Linked DNA regions of Homo sapiens: region 1 is linked to region 2. A link is a contact called in ENCODE Hi-C or POLR2A ChIA-PET data. All regions are on one chromosome and are shown on one strand. The core of a region is the stretch at or near the end of the contact, and the rest is flanking DNA. Distances in the headings are between cores, read along the strand shown.

What was found. Hi-C counts contacts between places; a loop is a spot of excess contacts on that map. ChIA-PET counts read pairs that join two places held with the same protein, here RNA polymerase II (POLR2A). Pooled maps may share reads with other maps.
Region 1: a loop to region 2 is called in a map of mammary epithelial cell, with 4 times the contacts of the local background. The contact joins two enhancer-like sites. A Hi-C loop is called at or near these places in 3 of 168 maps with a recorded cell type or tissue (astrocyte of the cerebellum, mammary epithelial cell and posterior vena cava) and 11 of 50 pooled maps. POLR2A ChIA-PET finds 5 or more read pairs at or near these places in 3 of 52 experiments (OCI-LY7, WTC11 and activated CD4-positive, alpha-beta T cell).

What each region holds. Positions count from the first base shown.
Region 1 is chr1:9,322,494-9,327,374 of GRCh38, reverse strand. All of the region lies in intron 1 of SPSB1 (splA/ryanodine receptor domain and SOCS box containing 1), which reads right to left. Among named protein-coding and RNA genes, the nearest start is that of SPSB1, 32 kb to the right of the region's middle. RefSeq lists a silencer at 4,171-4,465. Within about 2 kb of position 2,759, at least 2 of the 41 ENCODE cell types and tissues checked have a DNase peak (open chromatin) inside an H3K27ac peak, as active enhancers do.
Region 2 is chr1:9,265,204-9,269,494 of GRCh38, reverse strand. H6PD (hexose-6-phosphate dehydrogenase/glucose 1-dehydrogenase) reads right to left here. Exons shown (of 5, transcript NM_004285.4): 5 at 1-4,291. Among named protein-coding and RNA genes, the nearest start is that of SPSB1, 26 kb to the left of the region's middle. Within about 2 kb of position 2,239, at least 4 of the 41 ENCODE cell types and tissues checked have a DNase peak (open chromatin) inside an H3K27ac peak, as active enhancers do.

The sequences.
Region 1 (4,881 bases), core at 1,510-4,009, 57 kb before region 2:
GATCGACTTTTAAGCATGTATCTGCCAAAGACATACATATCCATGCATACGTGCTACTCACATGCTTCTGTATCGATAGATTACATACATTATGAAACACACATCCCAAAAATAGAAATGAAACTGGATGAGATAAAAATAGCTACCAATTTCTGCCCATACTCAGGGGGATCATCGTATGAGTGGCCACTGTGGAGGCCGTGGGCTTAGAGGGCCATCCTGGGACCCCCGGAAGCGCTGCAAGTGGGCACTGGGGGTTGTGCTAGTCTCTTCCCCACGAAACGACGGCAGATGCATCTAAGAATGAGGAACCATCCCAGTGCCCTGCCCTGAGCACCTGCCCCTAAGCCAAGACCCCCAGGTGCAAGGAGGCTGGGGTTCTCGGGATCCAGGTGCCTCTCCAATCTGGAAGTCTGGAAAAGGGCAGCAAGCAGGAAAGAAGGGGTTAGGGTCCCCGCCTCCACCTAAAAAAGGCGCCAGCTGCTCCCTTGGCAGCAAACACCCTGCTGCATCCACGGGGATTTTTGTGTTTTGACTCAGAGGCAATAAGCCTTTCCGATTAAACCAACACAGACTAAACTGCAGGAATGAGGAAGGCCCCTCAGAAGCAGCGGGCTTACCATTTCTGCTCCGCCAGTGGGAGGGAAGACGGCTGATGATCAGGCTGCTGTTTTTCTCTGGAAGCAGCTGACCAAGGGTGGCTTAGCCTCAGTGGCTTCTTTCTGGGACGGGGCACAGGAGCCTCAGCAAGGCCTCTGGTCCCCCAGCTTCTTGGGGCTCTCAGACTCACACCCCATGTCCCACTCAGAGCAAACCAAGCCCTCCCCCACCAGTCCACCAGGGAGAACATTCAGCCACATGCAGACAGTGACTCTGGTGGTCTCGAGGTGAACCTCCTGCCTCCCTGTTCCCTCTGGTCATGCCTTTGGCCACTGTGCCCAGGCAGTGTGAGGTGACTCCTCCGACACCACCCACTGACTTTTCTGTGGCCCCTTCAGAGACTCCAAGAGCTTCCACGGGGCCCAGTCTGAGTGGCCCCTGGGTGTCTCCACCTCCAGTGCGCAGGGAGACTGAGGATCAGAAAAGCAACCTGCCCAGCCCTTGGGGTGGTGCTGGGAATAAACGCAGATTGGAAAGGGTCCCAGGGGCTGGTTCTTTGTTATTGAAGAAGTCTTCTCATGAGCACCAAAACCTCAACCAATGAAAGGCAGGGAAGACTAAATTCAGCCCCACCAAGAACATTCCACCCGACCTCCCCACGTGTCGGCAGCCCAGCCACCCTCCTGGGGACAGATGAACTAAGGGACATGCAGGGGTGGAGTGGGACAGGTCACTCTGACCTCATGGAGCCCACACTCCTCCTGGCCAGGACCCAGGACACTCTGTCACCTCCTTCCCCCATTCTCTCCTGCCTGCCCCACTGGTCTTCTGGCTGTTCCTGGTACCTGCCAAGCTCCTGCCTCAGGATCTCTGTACTTCCCAAGTCCTCTGCCTGGCTCTGGGCACACCGGGCCTGAGGCCCCAGGTGGCTGTTCCCCGACTTCCCTCAGTGCTCTGCTCTGAGGTCACCACGTCACTGAGGCCTTTCTCAGCCATCCTGCCCAAATGGCAAACGTCCTTTGCCCCCGTGCCATGCTCTGAGCTTCCCCATGGAACTTCACAATGACGTTCACTTGGTTATCTGCTTAAGACCCGTCCCCTGTGAGAACACAGGGGCTGGAACTCAGTCTTGTTCACACTGTGCCTCAGGGGCTGGCACAGTGCCTGGCACAGAGTAAGTGCTCAATACATGCCTGCTGAGTGACTGTCTGTTCCACGGTGCCACCTGCTCACACCACCATGCTCTGCAGAAATGCCGCTCCCATAGAAGCAGGGCCTAGGGTCGCCCACACCACCTTCCTGAAGAGGTGGGCAGGCATCCATCTCTCTGTCCCAGACCTGCTATGGAACCTTCCCCACTGGATCCAAAGCTCTCCTGCCCCAGGTCTGCCTTCCAGGCCCCTCATTCATTGAGAACTCACTCCCCAAAGGTGGCAAGAGCTCAATCCCACACAGCCCAGACTGTCCCTAGTGTGCAGGGCTGGTGAGGACCCAAGGAGTGGGGACAGCTCTCCATCTGCACCGGTGGAGGCGGGGCGGGGGGGGGGGGTGGTGGTGGGAGGCATTGGCTCAGGCCGGAGGGCGGAGTACAGGTCTTCTTGGATGCCCAGCGCCCCGGCTGGGGGAAGCCCAGTCTACAGTGAGAGCACAGGAAGCTTCATCCAACTCCACGTGCTGAGCTCTGGAGTCCCAGCTTCCAGCGAGTGCAGCCACTGCATCCACACCGGCTGCCCATTCAGGAGGCAGCAGCCAGTGAGTGGCTGTGGCTCCCAATGGGGCTGCCTACCCAGTACTGACCCGCTCACAGGCGCCTCCGATCCACCAGCCCGCCAGGCCGGGTGTCCCTGCTCCCCCACCCCACTCGCTTTTCCAAGAAAGCATTTGTCTGGTCTGGATCCGACAAGACCGTGCTGGCTCCACGGCCAGGCGAACAGACTTGTCGCAAACACGACTGTCTGGCCCAGTGTTGGCTCTAAGAAGTCCAGGGCCACAAGCGTTTTTGTCAGAGTGAGCTGTGGCTCGGAGGTGGCTGTGCTCATTCCCAGAGAGATTCTGGGCTCCGGGAGATGCTGGCTGGCCGCTGCCTCCTGCCAGGAGCCACACACAAAGTGCCCTTTATAGGAACAAGACAGGCTGGCCACTGGCAGTTTCAGCCTCAGGGAAACCCAGGTTTGGGTTTTCTCCCAGGGCACAACCAGGCTTTTGTCTTGACTCCCCCTCCCCACCCAAGCTGGTTTCCTCATCGGACACACCGAGTCCCGGGCCCACAGCCCTCCGAGCCGACCCTCCAGAGGCTGGGCACAGAGAGACACCATGGAGGACAGCCAGGGATGTGCACCCAGGCACCAGACGCCCCCACGCTCATCACAGCCTCACTGAGGACCTACCACGTGCTGAGCCACAGGATCGCAGCAGAACTCACCAGAGCAGAGCCGCAGATGGCACACCACCAACAGCTAATCGGGACACGATTCATCGATGCCATGAAGAGCTGTGAGTCCCACTATGTGCCGGCTCCACGTGGTAGTAAAGACAAAGTCCCTCCCACCTAGGCCCATTCCAGCTGCGTCAGAGGTGTCCACTTGCCGGATGAGAAAAACCAGTGATTATCTACCAGAAATATGGTTCCCCACTTTGGCACACAAAAAAAGATATGGACTGAAAAACCTAGGAAAAAAGGTGGGGCCATGACAGAGCAACCAGGCTCAGAGCAACCAGGCTGGCCTGAGGAGGGGTTCTGCGGCCCGAGTTTGGGCCATCAAGGACAGCTGTGGGTAGTCACTTGCAAGTGGCCCACCTCCTCCGGGTCTGCACCCTGGCTCTCCTTCCTGCAGGAAAAGACCCCCTGAATTTCCCATGGGCCACAGAGAGGGCAGATATAAGAGGAAGGGATGGGAGAAGGCTCGGGTTCCAAGGTCCCACATGGCACAGCCCCTGCCGTCCGTGGGCAACAGCAGAAGAAATGTATTCCTCATGACCCTGGAAACTAGCAGCAAAATGACATAGCACTGTCTCACTGAGGCCTGTAGGACCAGCCACCTTGAGGACCTCCAAAGGCTGAATCCCCAGAATCTGCCCAACATGGGCTCTCGGTGCCTGGAGACGCGCGGGCAGCCATGTGTGCAAGACCATCTCCATGCAGGGAGGCGCGTCTGCCATTCTCCCTTCTCCGCTTTGTTTACATCTGGATTCCACGAAGGCTAAACATTGAGCTCCAATGAAGCCCCTGCTTGTGGACAGGGCTCCAGACCCCCATGAGGGCAGCACAGTCCACCACTGACTTCTGACCTTCAAGGTCAGCCTTGGTACCCAGTGCCAGGCTGAGCACCCTCTGACATCCCCTGAGATCTCTGCCAACGGGCCGCGAGGGAGGCTCCACAGCCAGCCAGGGGGAGACATGGAAAGTCCCCAGTGACTCCATGGAGGGCACATCCACTGCTGAGCGCCCCGCCAAGGGGCTGGGGCCAGAGAGGGGCCCAGTGGAGCCACAGCCCCCCTCGGCTCGGCGGGAACTAGAATGTTTCATCCAGACGCTCAAAGCCGCCAGCCCAGCCAGGGCACTTCGTGAGAGCGAAAAGGCTGAGTGCCGGGACAGAGGCCCCATGGATACCCCCCTCCAACATGGCAGCAGGAAGGAATGTCCGGCAGGTGGCTGCAGAGGCCGCAAAGTCCTCGAAGGCCGGAGCTGGGGAGGGGCGGCCGCCTGGCCCGTCCACCACCAGCATCAAAGAGTGACAGCCAGACACTGTCACCGTGGGGAAGGTCACATCTGGGTCAGTGCTGGCGGCACGGGAAGGGAGTGACCTATTTCCAAGGCCCATTCAGGAACCTCCTTGCAAGCCCAGACGTCTGACGCAGCCAGACAACAAAAAAAGGGGCTGAGAAGAGCGTCCGGGCGGGTGGGGTGGGTGCGGGCTGGAGGTGCCTGGTGACCTAACGCAGCGCTTCCCTACACGTCAGGGCTGCCTGCCCCCGCTGACCATCAGACCGGCCAGAACAAGACCCAAGCTCCAAGTCAACATCCCTCTCCGACACCTGCCACCTTGTGTGCTGGCTCTCCTCAGCCTCCAGAATATTCCAGCCACAGTGGAACCTGCAGGTGGTCCTGGCCTCCCCAGAATCTGGCCCAAGATTCTCCCCACACCACCTCCCACCTCTGTCCGCAACGATGCCACTTCTCAGGGGCTTGAAAGAAAACTCATCAGCTACGAACCCTGAGCCCTCATCATGATTGCCATCCCTCCTCAATTAACCATCAGATTAGGGCTTTAAATGCCTCTG
Region 2 (4,291 bases), core at 990-3,489:
CTCCCATGACTGAGTTACAATGCTTGGAGCCCCCGAGGGCAGAGTGGCACCAGCTGGGAGGTTGACACTGCATCACTGCTTCGGATGCCCTCACAGGCTCTGACTCGCTGCCAGGTGCTGGTGAGGCTGGAAGAACTTCCTTCCTTCCTATGTACAATGCAAACAGTGCCGCTTCCAGTGCTACCCACACGGGTGCAGCCTCACGGGAGAGTTGCGGAGAGAGGGAATGCGTTCAGTTCAGCCAGCGGACGGCCAGGGGTAAGCGGCCCCTAGTGGGTCACATGGCCTATGATGTCTGGAGACCGCAGATCTTCACCCTCTGGAGTCTCATTTGCAGAGTCTCATTTGTCGTCCGGTCACTGTGGCCACCTCACCCTCGTCACCACGGGCCTTTCCTGTGCCGTGCTCACTCTGACACTGAGATGCTGCCAGGCAGTTTTTTTTTTTTAAATCAGTGGAGTAAGTTCTAAGGGAGCCCCATGTGCTTAAGATAAAAACGTAGCTGGTAAAGTGGAGGCAGAGGCTGCTTCTGTGAGGCTGCATATATCTTACAGGACAAAAAGTTTTGTACTTGAAAACCAAATTCTGGGAAATAGCCCTGCAGGTTTTTGGGAAGCGTCTCCCTCCCTGTCGTGAGTTCCACCTGGGCCCTCCGGGAGAACAGGGACAGGAGAAACACAAGCAAAGCAGACAGGCCCGGAATTGGGAGCCTGAGCCCTGCATATTTTGGAAGGGAACCCCTCGAGGGACTAGTCTGGAATAGTAGGCCAAACGGTAGGAAGCTTTGATTACTCTGCTAACTTGGGGGCCCAAGAGTAGGGCTAAAGCATTGTCTGCAGAGAAACAAACAGGGAAATTCAGTAAGAAGGGCCTATTTTAACTTGCAGTTAGCAGGAGAATTTGTCCCCAGATTTTGATCTAGCTTAAAGTCCCTTGATTCCTTCCCCTCTACAAATGGCAATCACGGTTGCCCTAGAGATGCTGACTGACAAGGTCTCCCAAAGGAGGGGCCCTTCTGCCATTTATGGGCCCCTAAGTGCACACGTGGGCTTCCATGCGGATGGAATCATTGGTCCCCACCAGGGAACCTGGACTGTGGGAGCTGCCGCCACCATAGGACCCAAGGGCTTCCAGACCAGGAAGAGGCAAACAGCCTGCCTGGGAACACAGTGCTGGAACTTGGGACTTGGGTTCTGAGCGGGGCTGCTCCCTGGGCTGTTGTCATCACTCTTTCCTTTTTTTTTTTTTTTTTTTTTGAGATAGGGTCTCACTCTGTTTTCCAGGCTAGAGAGCAATAGTGCAATCACACCTTACTGCAGCCTCAGTCTCCTGGGCTCAGGTGATCCTCCCACCTCAGACTCCCGAGTAGCTGGGACCACAGGAGGGCACCACCATACCTGGTTTTAAAACTTTTTGTAGAGATGGGGTCTCACTATGTTGCCCAGGCTGGTTTCAACCTTCTGGGCTCAAGTGATCCTCTCACCTCAGCCTCCCATAGTGCTGGGATTACAGGCATGAGCCACACCTAGCCCAATTTAGTGAATTTTAAGAAGCATTTTAAAAAAATGAAAACTAAAACATAGAGGATATCCGAGGTTCTAAGGTTAAGAATTTCTTTATGAAACCTGCTTGGAACACAGTTGTAAACAAATGGACTGATTTATGATGGAAGGCACGTTTCTTGCTGCAGATCATGGTCTGAAGTTTGAAAGCCACCAGCCTAGAGGGTTCTGAAAACTTCTCCTTCCTAACACAGCTGAAGGAAAAGGGGTGGGTAGGGGCGGAGGCACAGGGACATCTCCAGGTTTGGACTTTTCCAACATGATTTGCAGAAGGCACTTGATTCTGGAAAGTAGACCTTTGGCATTTCGACCCTCACCCACACTCCCACACCCACTCTGCACAGATCGGTGGTGCATCCGAGGCAGGGCTGAGTTAGAACAGGACATCCTAGACTCGGCGGCAGTGACTATTATTCAGAAATGGCACATCAAGGGCCGGCCTGCCCTTCATCCTGCAGGGGTACTTGGGCATGTGGAGGCCCCTTTCTCCCTGGTGTTGCAACTGGAGAGGAGTCGGTTCCTGAAGAACAGATGGGAGAGTGCTGGGGCCAGGTACCCTGGGAGAGAGGAGGGAAATGAAATCCGGCACAGGGGCTGCGGGGATAGGGGCAGTCAGGAGGCGGCAGTGCGGTGCAAGGGCCCCCCCACGCGGCCAGCTGTGGAACTTCCACCACGACTCCCTGTCCTCTCCTGAGCCCGCCCATCACGTGTAGAAGCTCAGATGCTGGGCGCCAGGAGGGCGGCTTCCTGGCTCTGGGCACCGTGGTTCTGTCCTAACGAGGGGCGCTCTCTGGGTGTAAAAACAGATGTTCTGGCTGGGCGCGGTGGCTCACGCCTGTAATCCCAGCACTTTGGGAGGCTGAGGTGGGTAGACTGCCTGAGCTCAGGAGTTCGAGACCAGCCTGGGCAACATGGTGAAACCCTGTCTCTACTAAAATACAAAAATTAGACAGGCATGCTGGCCGGCGCCTGTAGTCGCAGCTACTCGGGAGGCTTAGGCACGAGAATTGCCTGAACCCGGGAGGTGGAGGTTGTAGTGAGCCAAGATCTCGCCACTGGGCTCCAGCCTGGGCGACAGAGACTCTGTCTCAAAAAAAAAAAAAAGAGATGCTCTGTCTGGCCTGGGTTGTTGTTGGTGGCCAGAGTAAGTGGTGTGAACAAGAGCCCCGGCTTGGGAACATGTCTCAGACTGGCATTGAAAATGAAAGCCAGGATTCCTCTAAATCCACCGCCTTGAAGTGTAAACAGTCCAGAGAGAAACCGACTTTGCCATGCTCCCTCACCCAAGAAAGCCCTCTCTCAAAATGCGCTAGAAAGTTTATATCTGCCTGATCCAGAGAGCAAGTGGAAGGTGCGGAGAAGCCAGACAGAAAAATCGACCTTAACCAAGAGTTCCATCTCCCAGCCTTAAGTTGTGGGATACTGAACAAACAAAACTACACATGTCCTGGGAATTTTGCTTTGTGGTGTTTTTAAAAAGAATGTCAGAGCCCTCCTTGGGGGCTTCAGAAAAGCAGGTATTGCTGGCCCATGGCTTCTCAAGATCACAGTCCCCAACCTATGCTCACTGAGAAGATACCCGCTTACTTCCCCAGTCTCAGGCAGAGAGTTCGTGGTGAAGTGATAAGTAGCAGGAGAGGCCAGCAGACAGGAAGCCACGGGGTCACCAAGGGGCAGGGAGAGAAGGCCTGGCTGCGGCCCCGTCACCCGCCAAGCGAGCCCCTGAAAAGGCTGTGGGCAGCCCCCCTGCCAGTGAGGCCTAGCTCCTGTCTGGTGGGAGCAGAGCCGCCTGGATGGCCCAGTGTCACTCGATGCTCCATCTCTCTCCCCGCTAATGAGCTGTCACCTCAGTGGGTGATTTAACTGGATCTTTCCTGGTAAAACAAGAGGGGCTATTGAGAGCGGAAACACCCATCCGGGAGTCCCCTGAGATGGAAATGACCCTCTTAAATTGGGGATCTCTGGAATGTCCTGATTATCTGCACCCAGTGTGCTTCCTGGAGGAAGGCTAGCAGGACAGAGGAGCAGCGGAGGGCAGGGGTCCTCCCTGAGGAAGTTGGGGGAATGAGACCCCACCTCCCCACGCAGAGCAAGTCATCAAATGAGAAATGGAGCTCCAAACAGCACTGAGATTTCTGGGGCTGGGCGCAGTAGCTCACACCTGTAATCCCAGCACTCTGGGAGGCTGAGATGGGAGGATCGCTTGAGCCCAGGAGTTTGAGACCAGCCTGGGCAACATAGCAAGAGCTCATCTCTGCAAATATTTTTTTTAATTAAAAAAGAAAAAAGATTTCTGGAACCCTTTCCACAGTCTAGTCTTTGCCACTGTATTCCTGTTATCAGCCCTCATTCTCTATAAATGGAGTCTGAAGAACAGCAAAGACACAGGGAGGAGCCTGGAATTCCTACTGCACAGCCAGGATGGAGGAGACAGGGATGGCAAGCGGGAGCAGGTGGAGGCAGTGAAGAGGAGGGCCAGAGGCTAGATGTGCAGAGGTTCTAGAAGGAGGGGCAGCTGGGGAAGGAGGGGCTTGACCCCCTCAGGGTCTCAAGACAGTCCCCAATGCCCCTGCTTTGCACGGGGCAATGTACTCCCCTGGGCGCCTCTGCACCCTTCTGTCTACCAATCATGCTCTGAATGTTCCCCGGGAGCCAGTTCAAGGATCACCTCCCCCAGGAAACCTTCCCTGATTAACCTCAGCCCACCACGTCACGTCTCCTCTTGTGAA